Regions from separate parts of the Mus musculus genome. Here regions 2, 3 and 4 are each linked to region 1. The links are chromatin loops, found by intact Hi-C in ENCODE. Cell type or tissue: left cerebral cortex. All regions are shown on one strand. Each heading gives the region's core, and the rest is flanking DNA. Links, peaks and the distances in the headings are about the cores only. Region 1 has its middle 14 kb from the start of Ccl3. Region 2 holds the start of Ccl9 (chemokine (C-C motif) ligand 9). Region 3 holds the start of Gm51913 (a long non-coding RNA gene). Region 4 has its middle 18 kb from the start of Ccl9.

Region 1 (6,142 bases), core at 385-5,384:
TTATAATTGCTATGGTCTAGGGCAGCGGGTCTCATCTTGCAGGTTGTGATCTTTTTGAGGGTTGCCTAAGACCATTGGAAAACACTGGTATTTACATTATGATTCATGACAATAGCAAAATTACAGTTATGAAGTAGCAACAAAAATAACTTTATGGTTGGGATCACCACTACATGAGGAACTATATTAAAGGGTCACCATTAGGAAGGTTGAGAACCACTGTTCTAGGGAAACACTCCACTGGTAAAAGTAGTGCATTCTGTGTATGCATCTAAGCTCATCTTCATACACGAACCACTGCTGAACGACAGCTGACGTTTGTTGAGAGCTTGTCAGGTGCTGGGGTCTGTGTTCACACTTGCTCATATGAATGCCAGCCTAGCAAAACTGCCCTTAGCTATCGAGGACTCCCTGTTGGTAGCTGGCCAAGAAATGTGACTACATCCTCTGCTGCTCACCTCTTTGCTTTCTAGAAGAATGTTTTCCACATGTGGTAAGTGAAAATGAAATTTCAGGTGACAAATGAAAATACAGAATGAGTACTCTTTAAGGATAAGTATGTCTCGAGTATATTGAGAATATATAGTACTGCTTTTTTTGTCTAGAAGTTGGATTTTCCTGGGTTTTCCTGTACTATACCTGGCCACCCTCTTTGCAGTGAATACCTCTTATTCAAGCATCTATTTCCTGATGGTGACACCCACATAAGGGATGGCTTACTATAGAGAGGTAATTCCAAAGTTGAGTTCACCTTAGAGTCAGCCAGGAACGTTCCTAAAGTCCAGTGTGAGGGTCTTACTTCCAAAGTTACAAATGTAATTTGTACCTAGATTTGGCACCTTTAAAACTCCCCCAGTGATATTAAAGTGAGTTCAGTCTGAGAACCGCCATAGGCTACAATCATGGGCTAGTTTAGTCAGAGGGAAGACAGGGCAGTCTCTTCTGAGTTTTGGTGCCTTAGATGGGATGGGTTTTGTTAATTCTGCTGGATGGCTGGTCAGAAGCTCAGATCTCCATGCACAGTGTGCCTCCAGCAGGTTTAAGACCCTCGCTGAGAACTGGTTGTCCTCCATCTGGTCCTCTGTATTAATTTCTATCCCCATACCCTGATGGTGGAGCAATGCCACCCCGTGGTGGCCAACAGGATCGTTCCCTGACTGCTGTACACTAGATGTACCTTCACAAAGACCACACATGTTTACTGTGACAGTTCATCCTGTGGCATCAACATTACTGGGATAATTATTACCTAGATAAACCTCTATTTCGGGGTGTGTTTAGGAGGAGTTTCCAGAGGAGATTTAGCATTTGAATAAGAGGGCAACCCGAATTTGATCCCCAGAATTCACACAAAAGTAGAAGAAAAAAATAAATTTCACAATGTTGTCCTCTCTCCTCCATATGTGCACTATGGCATGTGCATGCCCATTACATGTGCATGTGCATACATGTGATTCACACACTATAATAATAATAACTAAAGTTAAAGCAATTTGAGATTGAAGTGTTATTTAGAAAAACATTTTATCTGGATGTGGCCATGAAGTGATGAATATGCCCGGATGCTAAGGAGGAGCATAATTAGGAGCTAAGATAGGAAAAAAGTTAAGCATCTTATATTCTACTCAGTCAGGGTAGGTTAGGCTAGCCCAGGTAACAAAACCCAGCAGATATTCTTCACACACACACATATCACAGGACCTATGTGGAGGATTAGGTAATTGGTTTCCAAGTTTCATCTACATGAGAATCTCCTCTAGAGCTTATTTCAGCAGATTTCCAGGATTTTCCCAGGAGCCCCCGAGTCTACAGGTTGGCTTAAGATTCTGTGTTTCTAGTGAGCACTCAGGCAAAGATGATTCTGTGGGTCTAAGAACAATGAGTTTCATGAGTCAGTCACAAAGCAGCTTTCCTCCAAGTGGTGACCTGGGCATCTGTAGACTTTGTGAGGGAAAAGGCTCGAAAGCACACTGACTTAACTGTGTTGGTCCCAAAGCGACCCATTTCCCTTAGGCTCTCAGTTCAGTGGCTACAGCTAGTCATATGAGCTTCCCTGTAGTGATGCATCAACCCACTCCTAATATTCGCCAGAGTAAGCTTCATCTTCAACAAGCTTCTGAGCGGTGTCCTACATGCCAGACTGAAGCAAACCAAGCCACCTGCACCTGTTTGCTAAGACCCTGAGACAAGTAACCACTTGAGTCTGGCACTTTGCCTGTGCCTTGTGCTGTCTAATCTTGCTGTCACCTCTGCAGCTTTAACTCTAAGCTTTTTAAGCTCTGAACATCGGTCTGCCCAAATTCTGCTGGAGTCACAGCCATTCTTGGTAGGAAGGGTGGTTGGTGACTCCAGGGAAATACTGCCATTTGGAGTCTTATACTACTTTATAAGTAACCCCCAGCAAACTCATTTTACCTTCCAGGAGGAATTTGTATGGTGTGTATGGTGGCTAACACTGATTGTCAACTTGACAGAATTCACAATCACAAGAGACAAGGTTCAGGGCGCGTCTGTAAGGAATTATCTACTTTAGGTTACTGAGGTGGGAAGATCCGCCCCACCTTTGTGAGTGGCACCAGGTTACCGGAAGCAGGAAGACGATGCTCCCCCCTCCCCCAACATATGGGTGACACCATTCCATGGTTAGGGATTCTGCACTGAACCAGAAAGAGAAGCTGAACTCCTTAGTGCCAGTGCCAGTCTCTGCTTCTGCACTATGGTTGCCAAGCAACCACTCACACACACACACACACACACACACACACACACACACACACCCGCCACTATGTCTTCCCTGCTGAGATTTGTTGTGTCTGCCCTTTCTTCTCCATCTTGCTTTTGTCAGGCATTTTCTCACAGCAATGAGAAAAGCAACACAGGAGTTATTCTTCGGTCTTATTATGCTATCAGAAATTAGCAGATGTTGATTTTGTGTCTCTCTGGGAAGTCATTCTGGGAAGTCTTGCATCAGCCTCCTGAATAGCTTCTCTTCACTCATTAAAAAGCTTACCGATGAAAGCGACTCAACCACTGTGAACCCACACACTAGTAGAAACATTTACTTCCATTTCTGTTTTCCCCTGATTAATACAGGATTCAGTTTAGTATTTAGTATTTGTTACGTATGAATGCTTTGTGAAATATTCTTGAATTTTCCATTCTTTTATTTTTAGAAAAGATTTACTTATTTATTTTTTTGTATCTGAGTACATCGTTGCTATCTTCAGACACACCAGAAGAGGACAGCATATCCCATGACAGATAGATGGTTGTGAGCCACCATGTGGTTGTTGGGAATTGAACTCAGGACCTCTGGAAGAGCACACAGTTTATATAGAGAGAGTTCCAGGATAGCCAGAGAAACCCTGTCTCAAATCCAACCCCACCTCCAAAAAAGAGTTGACTATCTCATATAATTTGTCACAGTAAAGGAAAGCTGAGTCACACATACATTGGCCAATTTTCTTGTTTTTAATATAAACCAATGCTTTTGTGGAACATCAGTTCTAGGAAAATAATATTATACACTAGAAAAATAATATTATGCACTAGGAAACTAAAAAGAAAGAAAGAAAGAAAGAAAGAAAGAAAGAAAGAAAGAAAGAAAGAAAGAGAAAAAGAAAAACCAAAAACCTAGATCCAAACCTAAGAAATTTTACTGTTTAAAATTCAGAACATTTTATGTGATTTTAGAAGTCCCAATCAAGCAACATAAGCATAAGATGTTAGTCATGGTATAAATTAACTACATGATCCTGGATCATGGAATAACTTCTTAGCCAGCACTTATGTTATGCCCAGTTTGCAAGACCCCAAGACCACCAGAACTCAATTCCGAGGGTTTAGTCAGCACAAGCTTGAGCTTGGGTCGCAATCCTTCCCTGACACAGCAGGTCGGGAGAGTGACCATGGTATCTACGGAAAGGGGTTCTTAAAGGCAAAAATCGCAAGTGGGGGTTTCTAAGTCTTGGCATCACATGATTGGGTAAGAGGTCATTGGCCTGTTTTAGGTCCTAAGGCTGCAAAGTTTCTGGCCCAGCAATCTAAAGAACATCTGGCCACTAATTAATAGCTGCTACAGAAAAGGAGTGATGAGCACCCTTCAGGTTTGTGTGGAGGTGTTGCTATTTTCTGAGAGAAAAGTATGCAGGATAGGAGGGTTGCTAGGGAACACCATCTCTTTTAATGCAGAAAAGAGTATTGTGGGACCCAGCAGTTCCCAGCAGCTCCAGCTGACTGGGTATGTTTCACCTTAGGACTTGGTTCTTTGTCTAAACTTGTGTCTCCAGGCCTCCACTTAGGTTTCTCAGTTTCTCACTTACCTCTCCATCAACTCTGTACCTTTGTAGAGATGTTAGATTTTAAAGAATGGAATGAATTGGAGTTTTTTGGGTTTTTTTTCTCTCTTTTTTGTTTTTTGAGAGAAGGTCTTGCTGCATAATCCAAGCTAGTCTTAAACACGAGATCATTCCTGTCTCAGCCATAAGTGCAGGGATCAAAGGCATGTACCAATAAGCTAAGCAAAACTGCAGGAATTTTACCATGCTGGACTTAGGACAAACAAACAAACATAAACTTATGAAGACGAAGACTGAATTTGTCATGGTTGGAGAGATGAGATGGCTCAGTAGTTAAGAGCACTGATTGGCTGCCCTTCCAGAGGTTCTGAGTTTGATTCTTCTGGACTCTACAGGCACCAGGCATGCACATGGGGAACTATACATATATGCACATACATGTAGACAGAGCACCCATACACATAAAATTAATTCTTCTTAAAGATTGATTTTAGTACAAAAACAACATATACTAGGTGTACAATATTCTATAAGATAATCATTGTTTCATAAAGTAATGTTTTATCTGTTTCAGAAACCTGAATGTAGAGGCACTATGGCCATTTCCTGTAGATGACTCTTCCTTCAGATTTTCATGTTCATTTTCTCTCCCCCACCATTTTTCCTGCCAGTGGTGCTGACTTTGCAGAACAAAGACAACAGAATTACCAGTCTTAGGAGAGGGTCATTCAGAGAATAGGTCATTGACTTCACACATCTGAGTGTGGAGATGATAAAGGACAAGCTATAAATATTTGTTGGATGTCAGCTTTGGAACAAGGTCTTACAGAAAAGGCCAGACAATTACTCACCTACATACAGAGTAGGTGTTAACCACTTTGTGATTGTCAGGACTAGGGGAGGCGTGGCACAGACAGTTACAGGAATCTCTTCAGCAAGCAGCTAAGAACACATAGACATGCTTTAGAAAAATCAGTTAGACAAAACCAGGCATAGTGGCATATCTGTGGTGCACCTAGGGAGGGGAGACAGGAAGACTGGGGGTTCAAGGTTGATCTAAACTATATAGTATGTTTCAGGTTAGTCTAGACTACATGAAACACTTTGTAATGTACTTCATATATTAGCAAAGTGTTGTGTATTGTTTAAGCTCATTGAGAAGCTGGCCTGGAGGCAGGGTTGCCCCATCCTCTGTCACGGCCGAGCACGCTTATGTCAAGTGTTCTTCAAGACCAGGGTTGCTATTGTTTACTCTATAGTGGAAAAATACCCACTGAGGGAAAGAGAAGGCAGAGGCTCATCCTGGAGAGAAGGTCCTGCTCTGCCAGAACTCTGGACTTGGAACTTCAGTACAACTTCTTCAGAGTGTTTCCCATTGCTAAATGATGTTGATAATGGTATCTTTTGTTTGTTGTCTCAATTGGGCTGCTCAGCTGTAGAGACAGCTGGCTGGATATACTGAGTGTTTTTCTCTCTGCTCTTTCATGTAACAGAGGATTAATATCTAGAATAAATAAGGAAGTAAAAATGGTTAACACACAAAACCCTCAAGTAATTTGATCAATAAACAGGCCAGTAAACTGAAGAGACACTTCTTAAAACAAGTACTAGTGGCAAACATATACATGAAAAGATGGTCAGTCTGTAGCTGTCAGTGAATGGCAAAACAAGACCACATTGAGGTTCCATCGAAGCCCAGCCCGAACAGCTAAAACAACAAATGCAGGAGAGGAACCCTGTCCAGTGTTGGCAAAAATGTAGAGAGCAGCCATGATGCAAATCAACATCGGGATTCTTCAAAAACAAAAACAAGATACCACATGATTCAGCTGTACTGCCTTTGG
Region 2 (6,142 bases), core at 809-5,808, 56 kb before region 1:
AAAGCTGAAGAAAAAGGAGAAGAAAGATTATAATCAGAGTTAATCTAGTAAAGGGGTGGTGGGAGCCCCATCCTCTGAACCTTCTGATTTTCCACTCAACAGTCTGTTCTTTCCAGGAGGTAGCTCAGCACCATCATCCCCTCTCTGGGGCCCCCTCTAGACCTGTGAGGGTCTCTAAGGACTCATGGAGTGACTCTGCTAGCTGTTTCCTTCTCTACACCCTGAAGTATCCCCCCTCCCACCTGGTGAGATCCAAGAATGGGTCTTCTCTGGAAGTCTATCCACCAGGCCATCTAAGATCCTGGAGGCTCCCCCTCCCCATAACACACAATGAGTGAATTTGACACTTACATGATGCCCGGCCTGGTACACCCACCACTGGTGGGAAAATAACCTATAAATCTTGAACACTGAATCCGTGAGTTATAGGACAGGCAGCAATCTGAAGAGTCTTGAAAGCCTGCAAGAAAACAAGGGGGCACTCAAAGGCCAGGTCATTGCTGGGGTGATGGTCCCATGGGGGCATAAGAAGGCCCCGGGACTCAGGGGAGGCTTCCCCTCACCCTGCACTCATTGTCATCTCTTTCTGCACCTTTGAGTGGGCCTAACGTGGACCACAATCAGGCTGGGAACATGTCCATAGAAGGGAAGCCATGCGCAGTCACCTATAGGTGACTTCTGCCCCAAGGCAGACTCGGTGCATAGAGAAGGCACATCTGTAGGGAATACTAATGGCCCATCCTGATCTTCTTGAAGATTTTTGGACAGCATCCTCAACCACCCTCATGACCTTGTTCTGTTCTGTCATCGGGTAGGGGGATGCTCTGGTGTTGATCTGCAACCACCTGGTGCTTCTCAGTACAAGCTGTAATGAAATATTTACCCATGTGAAACATTTCAATTTCAAGCCCTTGCTGTGCCTTCAGACTGCTCTGGACTTCTTTTGTCTCTGTTGCTGGAAGAGACAGAGGGCAGAGGTTAGCATCATTGTCTTAGCATCTCTACTCACCATCCCCACCCCGATTCTTGCCAAGGCTGAGAAGGCTCTGCTGAGGACCACCATCACACACTTGGAGTCTAGGATCTGCTCTAGACTCATTTATCCCCTTAGGTGACATGAGATTTTTCTGGGATCTTAAAAAACAAAACAAAACAAAAAAACCAAAAACTCTATTGACTTGAAGCACAAACCCCTTTGGTGACACAAAGTCCCTTGAAGTGAAATGAGGCTCCTAATAGTCCACATTTATATAAATGCCTGATTAAAGGACACACTGAAGAAAAAACCATCAGGGATGTTGAGTGACATCCAGCAATGTATCACTTTTTAAAATCCATAATAATCCTTTATCCCAAATATATCGAAGCCCAAAGATTGTTGCTAAAGGATTGGGAATTTGCATTGTGCTAAGACAAGACTACTAATCCCTTATATCATGTCTTCAATGGTTGCATATGAATTATCTGTAGTAGGGTGCACGGCTATTATTTAACAAGTTTGATGTGGTGTGGGTGGCTTCCAAAGTAAATCTTAAGAAGCAGTGCCTGTTCTTGAACGCATGATTACTAATCTGCCTCTTAGTCTTACCCATCACTACTCATGCGGTCTTACATTATTGAAGGCTGTTCCAATTCTCTGTTTCAGTTATCTGGTTTGAAAAGTGAGCAGGGCAATAATATATACAAGGCTTGCTTGTCTTCTAACTTCTTCTTTTTCTACAAGAATGATGCATTTCCATTTGTCCCACCCCTCAGGGATGCCAGAGGAAGAATGAATCAACATCTGGACAGTTGAGCAATAGCTAACTCTACTAACTGTATTTTGTTTTCTGCATATTATGGTATTCTGGCATACTTAAAATCCTGACCACAGGGAGGGGCTAACTGCTTCTTAACCAACTCTCACTGAGCCCAGCACCCAACCTTTATCATTCTCAAACACCATGTTGGTATTTCCCTTGCCCTAACTCTTCCTAAAGCTAGATCCTTAAAGACCATCCATATATACAAAGTCTGCTCGACTTCTTCAGTCTAGGAAATCTTAACTGAACCCTGCATTGTGCCCTTCCTCTTTTCCAGTATCTCCAATAAAGAATCTGACACAAGTTTCTCTATTTCATTACTTATGCCTCCTGGCCTAACTCCAATATTCTCCTTGGCTCTGTGAGACATGATGTATCTCTCCTCCTTAGAAAAGTTGAGGAATACATTCTTTTATTTCACAGGACCTCTCTGTGTTGAGCCCTGGTCACCTCCATAAACTAAAATATCATAGCTTCAGATGAAATGGTGACCTTGGATGAGCCATTGGCCTGACTGGTCCCAATGCCTTAAAAATGATGGTTCTATACTAGCTGACATCTAATAACTCTAGCATCACAGAGTTTTATATTCATTTCTACAAATGTATGCTTTAATTATAGTTATTTCGATCTAACTACAATGTCAGCTAGGATTGGCTAGGAAAAGTTATCAAATAATTCTAGCTATGAAAAAGGAAAACATTTGCTTCTCCAAATGGAAGCAAGCCATTTGTGTACCAGCTTCCAGACCAGACCCTTCCTAATGCTGCAGCCTTTTAATACAGTTCCTCATGTCGTGGTGATCCCCAACCATAAAGTTATTTCATTACTACTTTATAACCGTAATTTTGTTACTGCTATGAATCATAATGTAAATATCTATGTTTTCTGATGGTCTTAGGCAAGCCCTGTGAAGAGGTTGTTTGACTTCCAAAAAGGGTGGCAACCGGTAGTTGAGAACCACTGATCCAGGGGCTATAGCCAGAGGCAGGTCTGTACTAAGTAAATTCCATTGCTCTGTCTGGGATGGAAATTATTAAATGCTGCCCCTTCTGGAACTCCCCCCAAATTTTCAGTTACCACCACAGGACTCACCATGTGTGATCTGGGCCCAGATTCCAAGAGCAGTTGTAAGAATGAGGAAGGAGAGGGCAGTATGAAAAGGCTTCATCTTCTTAGTGGGCAGACCCAGCTGGCCTTCAGACTGCTTGCTGTTCCTGGCCCGGTCTTGCTATTTATACATGTAAGAGGATCAGGAAGTCCCTGGGGTACAGCTCATAATGCCCTCCTTTGACTACATAACACCCAACATGCTAGTTCTAAGAGAGGGAACAGTGTGCAGTGGGAAGTGGAGGGCAAAGGTGACTTGGGGCTTTCCAAAGTTCAAATTGATTCAGAGAGAGTAAATATTTCCAGAAGGATTTCTCCTTTTATAAAATTCATTCACTCCTTTAGCTCTGGCCACAGGGTGGGAGTGAGGGATCCTTCTAGACCCCTGATGAGAGGTTAGCTTGGAGGACGCTGGCTTATGCTCATTGACAGCTGACCGACAGATATAGATTATAAAAGTAAACTTATATGTCTTGCCAGAGATATATAAAATTGTTGTCAACTCCTTCTTTAATTATTTTTCTTTAATTTTTAAAGATTTATTTTATATCCATGTTTTGCCTGCATGTGTGTATGTCTACCACATACATGCAGTGCTGTGCAGGTCAGAAGAGGGTGTTAAATTCCCTGGTACTAGAGTTACAGATGGTTGTGAGCCATCATGTGGATGCTGAGAACTGAAGCCAGCAAGTGTCCTTAACCGCTGAGCCAACTCTCCAGCCCCTTTAGATATTTTTAATATACTTTAACATCAGAGGAAAAAAAATCTTTAGAACGTCTGTCAGAAGAAACATCTAAGGCTGGTTGGGGTGGTGTTCACCACTTGGTGTCAGCACTTGGGAGCCAGAGGCAGGTGTGTGTGTGTGTTTGAGGCCAGTCTGGTCTACACACTCAGTTATCCAATCTCCGTGAGTTTGTGAATGTTTGCTGTTCATTTGTGGTTTTAGTCTGATGTGGTCAAATAGAATAGGAAGAGAGGGCTAAAGAGCCAGCTCACTGGTTTAGAGCACTTGTTGCTTTTTCAGAGGACCCAGGTTCAGTCTTCGTGAGTTTCATTAGCCTCTTTCTATCAAGGGAGGATCCCCTTTCTCCTTGAGTTATGAAGGAGCCCTTTGCTGGCAATACTGTCCTGGGCTGGAGGTTCATGTCTTCCAAAGCTTGAGGAACGCCTCTCCAAGCTCTCTGTTACGCTGATGGACATCTCCTGACACATGACTTAGTGGTTCTCTCTTGATGCTTTTTACACATTTTCTTTGTTTTGAATACTTAGTACTATAACTTTAATTATAATATGACAAGAAGAAGTTCTTTTTGGGTCTTGTCTCTTTGGTGTTCTAAATGACTTCTCTATTTGATTAGATGTTTCTTTGCCTAATTTAGGAAATTTTTTTTGGCTATGATTTCACTGGAAATGTTTTCTGTGCATTTGGAAAGAACTTCACTCTTTTATATCTGTGATTATTAGACTTTATCTTCTCCTCATGTATTAAATAGCCCAAAGTCCAACTCATGCCTTTTCATTAATTCATCTTTTTCCTTGACACTTTCTGCTCCCAGTGCCTTGTCTTCAAGCTCAGATATGCTGTCCTTTTCTTGACTGATTCTACTGGTAAGGCTTTCTGCAGAATTTTTAATTTGACTTAATTGTATTTTGGATCTCCAGTAGTTTGCTATGGTCCCCTCCCCCAATGGTTCTATACCCTATTTACTTCCTCCTACTTCCTCTTCCTTCCTTCCTTCCTTCCTTCCTTTCTTTCTTTCTTTCTTTTTTCTTTCTTTCTTTCTTTCTTTCTTTCTTTCTTTCTTTCTTTCTTTCTTTCTCTCTCTCTTTCTCTCTTTCTTTCTTTCTTTTTTTCTTTCTTTCTTTCTTTCTTTCTTTCTTTCTTTCTTTCTTTCTTTCTTTCTTTCTTTTTAGATTTGTATTTATTTATTATATACAAGTACACTGTAGCTGTCTTCAAACACTCCAGAAGAGGGCATCAGATCTCATTACAGATGGTTGTGAGACACCATGTGGTTTCTGGGATTTGAACTCAGGACCTTTGAAAGGGCAGTCAGTGCTCTTAACCACTGAGCCATCTCTCCAACCCAACTTCCTTTTTCATATCATGTATCAAGCTCCTTATTTAATCCAGGTGTTTATGTTCTCTTGGGATGCTCCTTTCATGCATGGAGATGGGAGAGGAGGACCAGTCAAGCTATAAACTCTTGCTGGACAGTGGTGGCACACGCCTTTGATCCCAGTACTCAGGAGGCAGAGGCAGTCAGATTTCTGAGTTTGAGGCCAGCCTGGTCTTCAGAGTGAGTTCCAGGACAGCCAGGGCTACACAGAGAAACCCTGTCTCAAAAACAAACAGACAGACAAACAAAAAACAAAACAAACAAAAAGCTCTAAACTTTTGTATTTCCTGTGGTTTATGCTGATGTTGAGTTTGTATTGGACAGGAGTGTAATGTCCATGTGCAAGGTCTTCTCTTTTGTATTTCCCATTCTTCACATGACAGGTTCTGCAGGCCTCCTGGGTTTCCTTTTATGGTCTGGACAGATTCTTGCATCCTCCTGAGACAGATTGTAACGCTGGGGTGCTGTATGCTTTGTCTGGAGGGTGATTCCCCAAGTGTGCTGGGAATGTGGGAGGAAACCACAGCACTGAGTTGGTTTAAGCAGAGGACCTATTTCCATACTTTCAAGACCTCTTGAATATGAATCACCCTGCTGGGGGAATGCCACTGTGAGTATTGTGTTGGTTAGTTTAATGGGCAACTTGATATAACCTAGAATCACTGGGAAGAGAGTCTTAATGAAAGATTATCTAGATCAGGTTGGGCATGCGTACGGGAGATTGTTAATTAAAGTGGGAAGACCCATCTGGAAAGTGATGGCACCATTTCAGGTGCTGGACCCTGGAGTGTGTAAGAAAGTTCTATGCAATCGAGGAGTGATTATTTCTCTGTTCTTGATTGCGGATGTGCAAACTCCTGCCAGTTACTTCCCTCCTATGATGGACTGTAATTTGGGTTGTAAGCTAAAATACATCAGTTCTTCCCTTATGCTGCTTTTTGTCAGTATATAGGTATCGTGCACAAACTTGGAACTTCGGAATTCTTGGGTCCATGGCAGTGAACAATAGCTGGCTCTAGGATTTGATCCATCTGCCTGCTTTAAGTTCAAAACCCATCAAATCCAGAATTATTTTCATTTGAGGAACCTGTTCCTGGTCACTGAGGGCA
Region 3 (6,142 bases), core at 817-5,816, 190 kb before region 1:
ATATGTTCGTTGATTGCTTGCCCAACGCCAAGCAGGAAACTGCTTTACCCACATACTAAAGTCAGCCTCACAGACACTCTTGAGGTAGATGCGACTTTTCCCGCTTCAGAGACGGGGGTGGGGGTGTGGGGGTGGGGGGGGTGGCGGGGGGTGGCGCGGGGGAGAATGGAGCTTGATGGAAGCCAGGTGACTTGCTTGGAATCCTTAGCAAGGACGCTCAAGAGGGTGGGAACTCGGCAGCAGTCCGGGAATCTGGGACTCCGAAGCCCTTTCGCAAGTAACAGCCGGCAGGAGGCATCTCCCCCCCCCCCCCCACCGTTCCGTCCCGTCCGTCCGTCGTCGTCTTCCCCCCCCCCCCCCCCCGCAAGCAGCCAGGGCAGCAGGCTGCATTGACCCTGTCCCCGCCTACAGGCGTGAAGACTCCTTTGTGGAGGAAGGAGGTGGAGGATCCCGAGGCCAGGGAGGAGGATCTGGAGGACGATTCATCGTCGTCCTCGTCTTCGTCGTCGGTGGAAGAGAGGTCAGACCCCGAGAGCGCGACCGAGACGGAGGAGGACTCCCGAGACGCGGAAGAGCGCGAGGCCCGCTCTGTGTCCTACAGTCCGCTGCGCCAGGAGTCCAGCAGCCAGCAGGTGGCGCTGCTGCGACGCTCAGACAGCAGCTTCTGGGGTTGGCTTAGCCCGTTCGCTCTGCTGGGTGGCCTGGCGGCCCCGGCAGACAGGTGAGACGGAAAGAACCTGGGACCGAGCCTTAGGGAGGAGGGTCTCCGGGTTCTGAGCACTCACGTCCCCGGCCCGCAGGAAGCGGGGTGCCCCGGAGGAACCGTGCGTGTTGGAGACGCGGCGGCGGCCACCGCGCCGGGGTGGCTGTGCGCGCTGTGAGATTCTTTTCTGCAAGAAATGCAAGACTCTGCACAGCCACCCGGCCTACGTGGAGCACTGTATTCTTGAGCACCCTGACCTGGGTAAGGCAGAGGCCACCGGCAACTCTGAGCTCATTGACTCCCAGCCTCCGAGCCCGCAATGCTCCAAACTCTTCTATCTCTAGTGAGTTCCACAGAACTGTCCCTTCAAGCCGCCATCCTTAGCGCCTCCTACCGGTGAGAAGGCCCACCGTCGGTTCACGGTTCCATCTGTTGTCTTGCGGAACTATAGAAGAAACTAGGCACTCCTCCCCAGACAGTACCCAGCACCTACAGCCCTCCTGACCCTCACGCCTTCAACACAACCTTGCCTGCATCGTTTTCAGGTCCTCTGGCCTCTCTCCGGCTTACCCTGGAGAAAGATAGCCTCGGGGTGTCCTTAGCCCTCTTAATAAATTGCCTCTTTCCTTCTAATCAGCAATAAAGTCTCCAATCAGAGTCGCTTGAGGTGGAATAGAGTGATAAAGATGAGACTCTCCTTTCTCTCCCGCTGGGTACAACCCAGACAGCAGTGGGCTAGCAGGGAGGTTCCTCCATGTTTTCCCTGGGACAGGGCAGTACAAAGCACTTGCATCCAAGGGCAGTCAAAGGCCATTCTGTCCACTGCACAGAGAAGAAAGGAGGGCGCGTGGCCAGCAATGCCTCTGGGGAACTTCGGGCTGCTCTCTTGCCGGATTCTCCCCTCCCTGAGAGCTGGCTGTTGGTGGTCATTGTGCGTGTGTGTGTGTGTGCACTGGTAGGTGGAGAGGGAGGAGAGAGGGCTGGAGATCCAGATGCTAAAATTAATACTGAGACAGGCTGAGACAAAAGGGGAAGGCAGGGGGCTGGTTCCTTCTCCAGGAATCCCAGCTATTCTTGCTAGACTGCATGAGCTTCGGAATGCTGGCTGTGTGGCCTTGGAGAACGGGGCCATTGCGGGCAAACGGGCTTCACGCAGCCTGAAGATCGCAATGGAGGCTACATCTTGAGCGGACCCCCAAGGGCCCTCTTTCATCTTCCTGATGCTCAAGATGTCCAACTTGGAGGCAAATGGGGTGAAAATGTCCTGAATTTTGAAGAGAGGTTCACCCTGTCTCTCCATGATAACCATACACAGCTGGGTTGGATGTAAGTGCATGGTCCTTGTGTCTCCAGCACCCAGTACCCATGTGCTTCTATTGAGAAGGGTAGACAATTCTATCTAGGGAAGTCTGCTGCACCTCTACGTTGACCAGCTGGGGGGTGCTTCTTCATTAGCCCAGACAACAAGTCGGGCTCAGGAGGAACACATTCCCTCCTGCTCTGCATCCTGAACCAAAAGAGAGCCTCTGACAGTGGGGATCCTCGAGGCTTCACTACATCCCAGCTTGCTGAGGGTAGGAGCTGGGGTGAAGTCTCTGATGAAATAGCAGGTGATTCCCCAAGAACTGAGCCTGAAAGGCACTGAAAGGGAGGGTCCTGCAGATACAGTCTCCAACCTCAGCTGAGTTTTGCATCTTCCTGGGACTCAGCACTGTGGGCATGGGACATCTTCACCAGAACCTTCATCTTCACCACCTTCCCACATACACACACTAGTGGGAAGGAAAAAGGTCTTTGAGGGAAAAGGCTATGGGAACCCTAGTTCTCTTTCCATCCCGGAGAACAAATGCTGATTGATTTCCTGCTTGGAGTCCTTACTGCTCAAGAGGTTCTTGCAAAGTCCAGGGGCTTCCTAGACAGGACCCACCTCTCAGGAGGCAGCAACCACGGTTCATTCAGTGATGGGGAGCCTTCAGAACAGGGCACCTCCTGAGTTGGCATTCCAACAGCCCATCCAGGACAGCTCGGTAGCCCAGCGACCGGAGCTGGTCACCCGCAGTTTGGCTTGATCCAAATGCCAATAGTGGTCATCTCTGAAGAAGATAATGGAGCCATCCGGCCTTGGCAGGGCGCCGCTGACCTCCTCGGGGACACCGGCCCAGTCTCGCAGGCTGCGGGGATAGTAGGGCTCCACTTGCATCCCTCCTTGAGCTAGCACGTAGTAGCGGGAACCCTTGAAGAGGACTAGGCGGCGCAGAGGCGGGAAGAAGAGAGCTGCGTCCGGGTGTCGGGGTAGACCACCTGCCCGGCAGAGCTGTGCGAACCCCCACACGGACTTCGTGCCCTGGAACCTCCAACAACGATTCCCTGTGGGGCATTGAGAACCATAGTGAGCTGGAGGCGTTCACTCATTGGCTCTCCACCCCATCTCTCTCACCCTGGTCCCTACTCCTTTCTATTCGGAGACCTAGACAGTCTCCTTGGAGCCAGTTGTAGTTTATACATCGCTCAGCAGATGTCAGCAGAGAGCAGAGAATACTCAATGAACCCAATCCCGGGCTGGGGAAGGTAGGAGGAGGTTGAGGATGGGGTATGGAATGGAAGATTGGGAAAGCTTGAACTTTTCTTCAGTCTCCAACTACTAATAATTCCCTGAGGGAAAAGGTGTTTGTTCCCGGTCCTTCCTTCTCCCTGTTCCTAGGACACAAGGAACTCAGCGTTGGTTGAAGGAATGGATGCGGCTCATAACAGTACTACCACGTCCAGTCCACCCTTCAGTCGTTGCATGTTATCCGGCTTCCTCATCACACCTGAGTATTACACTCCCTATCCAAGAGTATTACACTCCCTATCACAAGTTCCAAAAGCTAAGTGACATGCCAACCTCACACTGCCAGGGTGCCAGAGTGCCAGGGTGCCAGGGCAGACGCGGCCAGACTTTCTGCTGATGCAGACTGGAGAGCAGCAGTCCCCCCACCCCCCGCTACAATCTCTACACGGAACACCCTGGACACTGGATGCTCCCCATTCCATCTCTGAAAGGAGTCTTTCTGGGCCACAGGTTTAACTTGAGGTGGCAAGTTCACCAGGGACTCATTGTTGGGGACCTTCCCCCTCCTTTCTCCTCAGGCAGGATACCCACCCACCACGTCTTAATCTTAGCTGACTCAAGGCTGGTACCTTTAAAGAAGTAGAAGTCTCCATCTTCCAAAGACACTGCAGCAGCCTCAATACCAGGTGGCAGTCCTGGCCATCTTTTCTGTAGTGGACGAGGCTCTGAAACATTGCCATCAACTGTGACTTCCCAGAAGTAACTCCCTTTGAAGACATACAGTCGCCATTGCCCATCTATCCCGAGATAAGAGACATGAGGAAAGGCTACTGGCCTCCTGATGATTTGGGGGGGGGAGGGGCTGCCCTAAACCCAGTTTCCCAGACAAGCGGAAGGTAGCATGCAGGGGGCGTGGAGAGGGCGTGGCTGAGGGAAGCGGGAGTTCTTTGCTGGGCCTGAGTGGTTTTAGGATTTCTATATCCTAGATCTCCCCATTCCTCACACCTTGTAATTCAGCTCTGGACCCCTGGAGATGTGGAGGACAGAAGACAGACACCAGGCATGGCTGGGACCATCTTACCTACAGTGATGGCATCAAAGGAAGAGTGGCAGTATTTAGGACCTCTGGTTTCCGGGCGTCTGCTCTGGGAGTTGTGGGGGTCCCAGGCCTCAAAGTCAGTGAACACCTTTCCGGGGAGTTGGGTGGCTACTGAGCGTCCCAGAGGCTTTCCTTACGATCCAAGAAGGGCGAGAGAGGACATGGGTAGGAGCATATGGGAAAGGGGGGTGGGGTGGGGGGGGGTGGGGTCAAGACCCTTCCTTCTGCTCCGCCTATGATCTGAGACAGGCTGAAGGAAAGAGTAAGGGGTATGTGTAGCCCTGGTTGTTGGTTTTATCCAAGTGCGCAACTATCCCCAGAAATCTCTCCCACTCAACAGCCCAGGAAAGAGTGACCTTCTGAGATAATGTGAGAGTGGGAGACCGAAGGGTTTTGAGCTAAGGGCAGAGGTTTGTTCTTATGGATGGCTTGGACCTGATGGAGAGAGAAAGCAGGACTCGCGGATATTCAGATTTCAAGGGAGCCTTAGGGGCTTCAGGATAAGGAAGGACCGGGAGCAAGGAACTGAAGAGGGGTGGAGGTGGGGATATCCTATTTGAGGAGCCAGAGTCTGAAGACCCCAGAGGCTCACCGTACAGGCTCTGCACCGCCAGCACATCGTCCCAGCTGAGCAAGGCGTCGCGGCCCAGCTTCTTGTAGTAGGGCGCCATAAGCGCCCGTGGCGCGGGCGAGTGCGTGAGACCGAGCGTGTGGCCGATTTCGTGCGCCAGCACCACGAACAAGTTGCGCCCACGGCGGCGGCTCAGAGACCAGCGCTCGTCTCCGTCGAAATGCGCTTCGCCCCGCCGGGGCAGAAAGGCGTGTGCCAGGGCACCCCCTGAGAATAATGTGGAGGGTCCGGGTGAGCCAAGACCCAGAACTCCCTCCCTCAGGCATCAACTCCAACGTTGTGGGTGTGGTCTACTAGTTTCCATCTGGGTTGCGGGCAGGTGAGCAAGTGACTAAACATCAGAGAGAGGAAGTACACGGTAGATTCCGCTAGGGGCCAAACTGCTTGAGTTCCAGTACTAGATTTACTTTTTACTGTGTGACGTTGGACAGATAGCTTAACCTCTCTGATAAGATTCCTGATCTGAAGCTGGACCGTTGGTGGCGCACACCTTTAATCCCAGCACTTGGGAGGCAGAGGCAGGCGGATTTCTGAGTTCGAGGCTTCCTAACCTTGGCACTTGGTGTGTTCTGTTCGGGAATCTGCAGATTTAACAATGTGCTTCTATGTGTGGAGTTCAAGGCCAGCAGGGGCTACATTGGAGAGACTCTGGATTTTTTTTTGTTTGTTTGTTTGGTTGGTTGGTTTTTTAATTGTTTTAAGTGTGTCAGATGTGCCATGTGGGGATCAGAGGACAAACTGGGGAACTCAATTCTCATCTTCTACCGTGTGGATCCCAGGGATCAAACTTAGGTCTGCAAGCTTGGCAGCAAGGACAAGCACCTTCACCCATACCCATGAGTCATACCACCACCAGCCTTTATTTGGACAGGGTCTTATTACGCTGTGTGTGTGTGTGTGTGTGTGTGTAAATGCATGTATGTTGCATGTATGCTCACGTATGTATGCAAGCCAGAGGCTGATGCTGGGATTCTTGTCTCAGTCACTTTTTTAACTTAATCCCCCCTCCCTTTTTTTGTTTTTGTTTTTGTTTTGTTTTGGTTTTTTGTTTTTTGTGACAGGGTTTCTCTGTATAGCCCTGGCTGTCCTGGAACTCACTTTGTAGACCAGGCTGGCCTCGAACTAAAAAATCCACCTGCCTCTGCCTCCCGAGCACTG
Region 4 (6,142 bases), core at 581-5,580, 74 kb before region 1:
GTAGCAACCGTCTATCTCAAAAACCCAAACTCAAACCAACATCCTCCCTGGGACCCCCATGGGCTCTGGCTCCTGCTTCATTTCATAAAACCATCTTAGTGTTGGTTCTAATGCTGGCCCAACTTCCACAGTCCCATTCTTTTTCCTGCCCTTTTGACTGGGCTCCTGTCAGCACTGCCGTTGAATCTTCACTCGTCAAGGTCACCTCCGAGCTTCCAGTCACTTTCAATGACCATCTCTCTCTTCTTCCATATGTCATGGCAACACCCATGAGAGTCTAAGGTTCTGTGCCTCCCACCACCCCTCCTTTGGCTTCCAGATCACCATACTCTCCTGATACGCTTGTCTCCCTGGCTACTCTGTCCTTGTGCTGTCCCCACTCTCTACCACAGCTCCTGGGTCTTGTACTCATGATACATCCCCTTTCTTCAAAGAGAAAGAAAGAAGAGTCAAGCTGTTCCCTAGCTCCGCAGAACCATGTAGCTCGCTCTCTACTCAACACACTGACGTCATCAGAAAGCCATTTTGAAATTAACACTGTCTAGATGGCTTTCCCCTCATTTCTGTAAATGACACCAACACTCACCTAGTTGCTTAAGCCCGAGTCTTTCTCAGTGCACGTTTCTAGTTGTGCCCCTCAGCCATTTCCCTACTTTGTTCACACTCTTCTATGTCATCTGTGCCCCTCTGGTTCAAGCCACCAGCATCTGTAGCCTGGATTGCTGCAGGGGTCTCCTAACTGGTCTCCAGGGACCTCATCAATCCATCTCTGCATGACGGTCAGTGCTGCTTTAGGGATGTATATCAGGTGATATACTTTTGGTACGGCTTTGATGACGGCTTTCCATCATGCCGGAGATGAGTTACTCTTTACTCTCACTCCCAAGCTCCACCATGCCTGCCTTTGCTCGCCTCAGTGCTCAGGCTGCTGCTTCCCACCATGCCCTACTCACCTCACCAAGTTAATATTCCTGCCCCAGGGCCTTTGCACTGTCTCCAGCTATTACCCTCAACTCATTTAGCCCTTAGGTTAAGGTCATCTCCTCAGGAAGGCCTTTGTTATGAAGTTAGCCAATCACATCCCTGGTTTTTGGGACCTGTTTGCAAGGTTCATTTCCCCAGTTCTAGATTCCAGAGCTTCCACACAATGTCTGTCAGTCTTCAAGGACTGGCACCACAGCTCTCAGTTTCTAACTCGTGGCTCTGGGTGCTGGCTGTGTCTCAGATCATGTGGTGCTGGATGTGAGTTATCTCCTGTCTCCTTCCCCTGGGGACCTCTGAGGGTCCCAGGGAGCAGGGTGTCCTTGCTGGTCAGTCCACAGCCTCCAGTTTCTCCCTTGGTCTTTTTACTCCCCTTTAGGTCATAGGGGCTGATGGCTTCTTCTCTTGCTCTAATCAGGGACCCTTCTTCTGAAGTCCCTGCCCTAGTCTATACCACATCCTGGGAGGGGAGCTTCTTGTCTTAAGTGTGGTCACCAATGTGTTTTTTCGACAGGGTTTGTTTCACCCATGGGAATCTTGTTTTAGTTTTTAAGATGAAGGAAGTGTTTTCTATTTGTTTGTAATGCTCTCTGCAGACTTGTGAGGGTCACAGCATCTCAGTGCTGCTCTTGTGAGGGTCACAGCATCTCAGTGCTGCTCTTGTGTGGGTCACAGCATCTCGGTGATGCTCTTGTGTGGGTCACAGCATCTCAGTGATGCTCTTGTGTGGGTCACAGCATCTCAGTGATGCTCTTGTGTGGGTCACAGCATCTCGGTGATGCTCTTGTGAGGGTCACAGCATCTCGGTGATGCTCTTGTGAGGGTCTCAGCATCTCAGTGATGCTCTTGTGTGGGTCACAGCATCTCGGTGATGCTCTTGTGAGGGTCACAGCATCTCGGTGATGCTCTTGTGTGGGTCACAGCATCTCGGTGATGCTCTTGTGTGGGTCACAGCATCTCGGTGATGCTCTTGTGTGGGTCACAGCATCTCAGTGATGCTCTTGTGAGGGTCACAGCATCTCAGTGATGCTCTTGTGTGGGTCACAGCATCTCAGTGATGCTCTTGTGAGGGTCACAGCATCTCAGTGATGCTCTTGTGAGGGTCACAGCATCTCAGTGATGCTCTTGTGTGGGTCACAGCATCTCAGTGATGCTCTTGTGTGGGTCACAGCATCTCAGTGATGCTCTTGTGTGGGTCACAGCATCTCGGTGATGCTCTTGTGTGGGTCACAGCATCTCGGTGATGCTTCAGCTCCACTTTTCAGATGAGATCTTAAGGCCATTTCTAATTAATGCATGCTCTGGAGAGAATGAAAAGTTTCTTTCTTCTTCTTTTTTTCTTTTTGTTTCTCCTGCATTGCTTCTTCAAAGCCTTTGAGCAGGAATTGAGAAATAGCTGAGTGAAAAAAAGGGGCGAGTGGGGGGAGGCTGCAGAGATGGCTTAGGGGTTAAGAGCATTGACTGCTCTTCTGAAGATCCTGAGTTCAATTCCTAGCAACCACATGGTGGCTCACAGCCATCTGTAATGGGATCTGATGCCCACTTCTGGTGTGTCTGAAGACAGCTACAGTGTTCTCATATAAATAAAAATTAATTAAACTAAAAAAAAAGAAGAAGAAGAAGAAATAGCGGAGTGGAGACCAAGCCCCAGGCAGGGCACACCATGGGGCAGGAGGCCTTGGGCTCAAGCTCACATGTCTTTTTCCTTAGTCAGATGAACCTGTCTCTTTCATACTCAGAAGAGGTGCAGGTTTACATAGATTTGAGATTTCTTTTGTTTAAAATATGCTTGGAGGGCTGGAGAGATGGTTCAGTGGTTAAGAGCACTGACTGCTCCTCCAGAGGATCTTAGTTCAATTCTCAGCCTCCACTTGATGGCTCACAACCATTTGTAATGGGATCTCATGTCCTCTTTTGGTATGTAGGTGCACATGCAGACAAAACACCCATATACATAAAGCACATAAATAAATATGCTCTCAGAGTTGGAGGAGGATGGGGGTGGATATCAAGCAATATATATTCGAAATTCTTAAAGAATTAATTAAAAAATAATGTCCACAGTTCTAGGGTGAGCTGTACTGTGGTGGTTTCAGTGAGATAGATGTCCCCCATGAGTCTCGGGCATTTGGATACTTGGTCCCCAGTTCTTAGTGCTGTTTGGGGAAGTCAAGTAGGTGTGGCCTTACTAGAGGAAGTTTGTCACTGGTGGTGGGCTCTGAGGTTTCACAAGTCACATACCATTCCCTATTCTGTCCCTTTCTTGCTTGTGGCTCTAGATGTGATCTCTCTCTCTTGGCTGCTGCCTTGCTGCCTCCATTCGACAGTTACGGACGTTCTGGAACCAAAAGCCCCCCAATTAAACTCTTTCTTCTGCAATCACAGCAGTCTCCACGTTATATCACAGCAATAGGAAAGTAACCAATACGCCAATGTGCCAATGACTTATCGTATGTCCTTGCTCAGGTTTCTGCCTTCTTTGGGCCAGTTCCTTTCACAGTGAGAGAAAACTCCCTCCTGGCTGCCTTAGTTTCTTTTCTTGTTGCAGGATAAAATACTCAGACAAAAGAATTTACAAAGGTTCAGTCAATCACAGCAGGGAATTCAAGATGGCAGGAGCCTGAAGCAGCTGGTCACACCACATCAGGAAGCAGAGAGGGAGGAATGCAAGCTGCTGCCCAGCTCCCTTCTTCATCCATACAGGCCAGGAGCTCCTGCCTAGGGAATGGTACACACCCATAATCAAGTCTTTCCACATCAATTAAGCTGCTGCTGCTGCTGATGGTAAACCCCACATCAATTAAAGCAATTAAAAAAAATTTCCCAGATGATTCTAGATTTTGTCAAGTTGACAATGTACAGGATCTGTCCACTGACCTAGGGTCTGTGTCCCACAAGAAAATCACACTGAAATAATGAGGCCAGTTTGGCGAGCACTTACTATCTACTCTGTCTCTTCACATGGCTTCTTATTCCTTTCAGCTTTGAGAGGTAGGTCTAGTTTATACATGAGAAAACCGGCCTTAGAAGGACTTAGTATTTATCCAAAGCCTCATAGAAAGTTGCAGAGCTGGGATTTGAACCTGGATTTAGCTATGTGAGTTTGGAGCCAGTGATTTTAACTGATTTATATTGATTTGCTATTTTATGTGTATGGATGTTTTGCCTTCATCTATGTCTGGGTCCTATATGCATGCCTAAAGTTCACAGAGACCAGAGGGGTTGTTTGACTCCTCTGGGACTGAAGCCATCGTCCGGGTGTTGGGAGTTGAACCCACAACCTCTGGAAGAGCAACCAGTGCTCTTAACCCCTGAGCTGCTTCTCCAGCCCCTAAAGGCAGGAATTTATAAACCATGTGCCCTAAGTCCAGCTCTGGCAGTCGGTAGTTGGTCATGTGTGTACGCACACAGACTCTCCTCAGAAGGAAATGTGTGCTCAGTTGGACTCTCTGAGGGCCACTAACATTTGTAAAGGTATCCTTTGGGAAACTAGGCTGTCCAACCAAAATTTTCATGGTGCCAGAGAGGGGGCATGGGACCAGAAAGTGCTCTTTATGTTTTCCAGAGTGACTTTCTTACTTCCTTTCTGTCCCAACTTAAAGTCCTTTGTGTCTGTGCATTGCCTTCACTCACTTGGGGTCAATCCTTTGTGTCACACAAGAGTAGAAAAAAAAAAAAACAAACCAAGGAATATAGTTTTTATATTCTACTCCCTGCCAACTGGCCACCCATGCTTCACAAGGCTGGGAGTTGTGTATGATGTTTGCAATGGGTTTATGTGAGGTCTTTAGGTTGGCCAGGGCTTAAGTACCTTGTGTTTAGGAATGAAGAAGTGTGTGTTGAAAAGACTAGGAATAATTCTGTTCAAAACAAATGTAACCAGCCAAAGTCCTTCAGGTTGGGAGTTTCTGGCAAGTTTTATATTCTGTGCTGGGTGGGGATTTTCCTTTGTGTGTATAGACTCAATTAGGTCTTCAGGTTGATAGCTAACTTTGAGTTCCTTCAATGAGTGGGGGGAGGGAGGGAAGACAATACCATTTCAGTTCCAATCTGCCAATCATGGTCCCGTGCTTCCTGCTTCTGTTTCTTCATGGTCTACAGGGCTTTGAACCTTACTTCCCCGAGTCTGGCCCCAGTGCTGGCTGAGGGCTTTGGCACTTTTGGTTGCTTTGGCTGTATTCTTTCATATTCTCTTGGCCCCTGTGTCGATCTGGCCTCTGCCACTGACCCCTCATCCCAACTCCACAAATAAACAGCCAGGCCTGACTATATTGATTTTGTTGGTAACTCTGTAACTGTCAGGTTGCGAGCTGGAGGCAGGTGCTGGGATGATATCTAGCTATGACCCTTGAGGTTTGACAGAGCATAGGGCAGACAGACACATTTCTAGGACAAGATACCGGAGTTCACATCTCAGTGAGAGGCAAAAGCAGTCGGTGCTGGTCCCCAGTAGAGGGCTGAGGGTAGAGTCATCCACTTTACCTGCGTCTGCATCTCCACCTGGGTGTGGTAGACACCGATGTGCCATCACGTACACCAAGATGCTTTTGGTACAAATAGTGGAAGCTAAGATACACTGACTATGAGTAGTGTAAGAAAAAGGGGATTCTGCAGTCCTATTGATGAACAGACTGTAGAAGATACACACCATAGAGTATTTTCAGCTTTAGGAGAGAGGGGTGTTCTGATGAATGCTACAACATGGATGAGACTTGAAGCTGGGATACTGTATGAAATAAGGCAGTCACAAAAGGAAAAAAAATGCTACGCAAGTCCACTTGTGTGATGAACCTGGAACAGTGAGGTTCATGGTGACACAGTTACCAGGGCTCCGGAGGCAAGAATGGGGAATTGGTAATGACCAGGTACAGAGTCTCCGTGTAAGATGATGAGAAAATCCTGGGAGGAGTAGAAGTGATGGCTGCACAAACATGTGAATATACTGAACTACACAGGCAAAAAGAATTACAATATGGGTTGGAGAGATGATTCAGCAGTTAAGAGCACTGGCTGCTCTTCCAGAGGTCCTGAGTTCAATTCCCAGCAGCCACATGGTGGCTCACAACCATCTGTAGTGGGATCTGATGCCCTCTTTTTGTGTGCCTGAAGACAGCTACAGTGTACTCACTTATGTAAAAAAAAAATAGATCTTTAAAAAATT

The links. A loop is a pair of places that touch in the nucleus more often than their neighbours do. Peaks named below come from ENCODE experiments on the same cell type or tissue, not always from the same donor. Only the 100,000 strongest peaks of a DNase experiment are listed, where the experiment ranks them.
Region 2: a loop joins it to region 1, with 2.0 times the contacts of the local background. A loop is called at or near these places in 14 of 42 quality-filtered maps.
Region 3: a loop joins it to region 1, with 2.5 times the contacts of the local background. A loop is called at or near these places in 8 of 42 quality-filtered maps.
Region 4: a loop joins it to region 1, with 2.1 times the contacts of the local background. A loop is called at or near these places in 23 of 42 quality-filtered maps.

What each region holds. Positions count from the first base shown.
Region 1 is chr11:83,631,849-83,637,990 of GRCm38, forward strand. No RefSeq gene overlaps it. Among named protein-coding and RNA genes, the nearest start is that of Ccl3, 14 kb to the right of the region's middle. In left cerebral cortex, for the core only: CTCF peaks have their summits at 1,140 and 3,228 (motif pointing right); no DNase peak of the experiment used is centred there.
Region 2 is chr11:83,575,492-83,581,633 of GRCm38, forward strand. Ccl9 (chemokine (C-C motif) ligand 9) reads right to left here and starts at 3,145. Exons shown (of 4, transcript NM_011338.2): 1 at 2,898-3,145; 2 at 884-955; 3 at 352-460; 4 at 1-4. The coding sequence starts at 2,973. In left cerebral cortex, for the core only: no CTCF peak of the experiment used is centred there; a DNase peak (open chromatin) is centred at 3,013.
Region 3 is chr11:83,439,876-83,446,017 of GRCm38, forward strand. 1700020L24Rik (RIKEN cDNA 1700020L24 gene) reads left to right here. Exons shown (of 3, transcript NM_025492.3): 2 at 412-721; 3 at 801-1,357. The coding sequence ends at 1,047. Mmp28 (matrix metallopeptidase 28 (epilysin)) reads right to left here. Exons shown (of 8, transcript NM_001320300.1): 5 at 4,946-5,191; 6 at 4,336-4,485; 7 at 3,884-4,051; 8 at 893-3,070. The coding sequence ends at 2,676. It overlaps Gm51913 (a long non-coding RNA gene), which reads left to right and starts at 4,461. Exons shown (of 2, transcript XR_003949748.1): 1 at 4,461-4,518. In left cerebral cortex, for the core only: CTCF peaks have their summits at 1,100 (motif pointing left), 3,219 and 5,348; DNase peaks (open chromatin) are centred at 1,028, 1,590, 3,213 and 5,208; H3K4me3 peaks cover 1,097 bases; H3K27ac peaks cover 628 bases.
Region 4 is chr11:83,557,425-83,563,566 of GRCm38, forward strand. No RefSeq gene overlaps it. Among named protein-coding and RNA genes, the nearest start is that of Ccl9, 18 kb to the right of the region's middle. In left cerebral cortex, for the core only: no CTCF peak of the experiment used is centred there; a DNase peak (open chromatin) is centred at 3,180.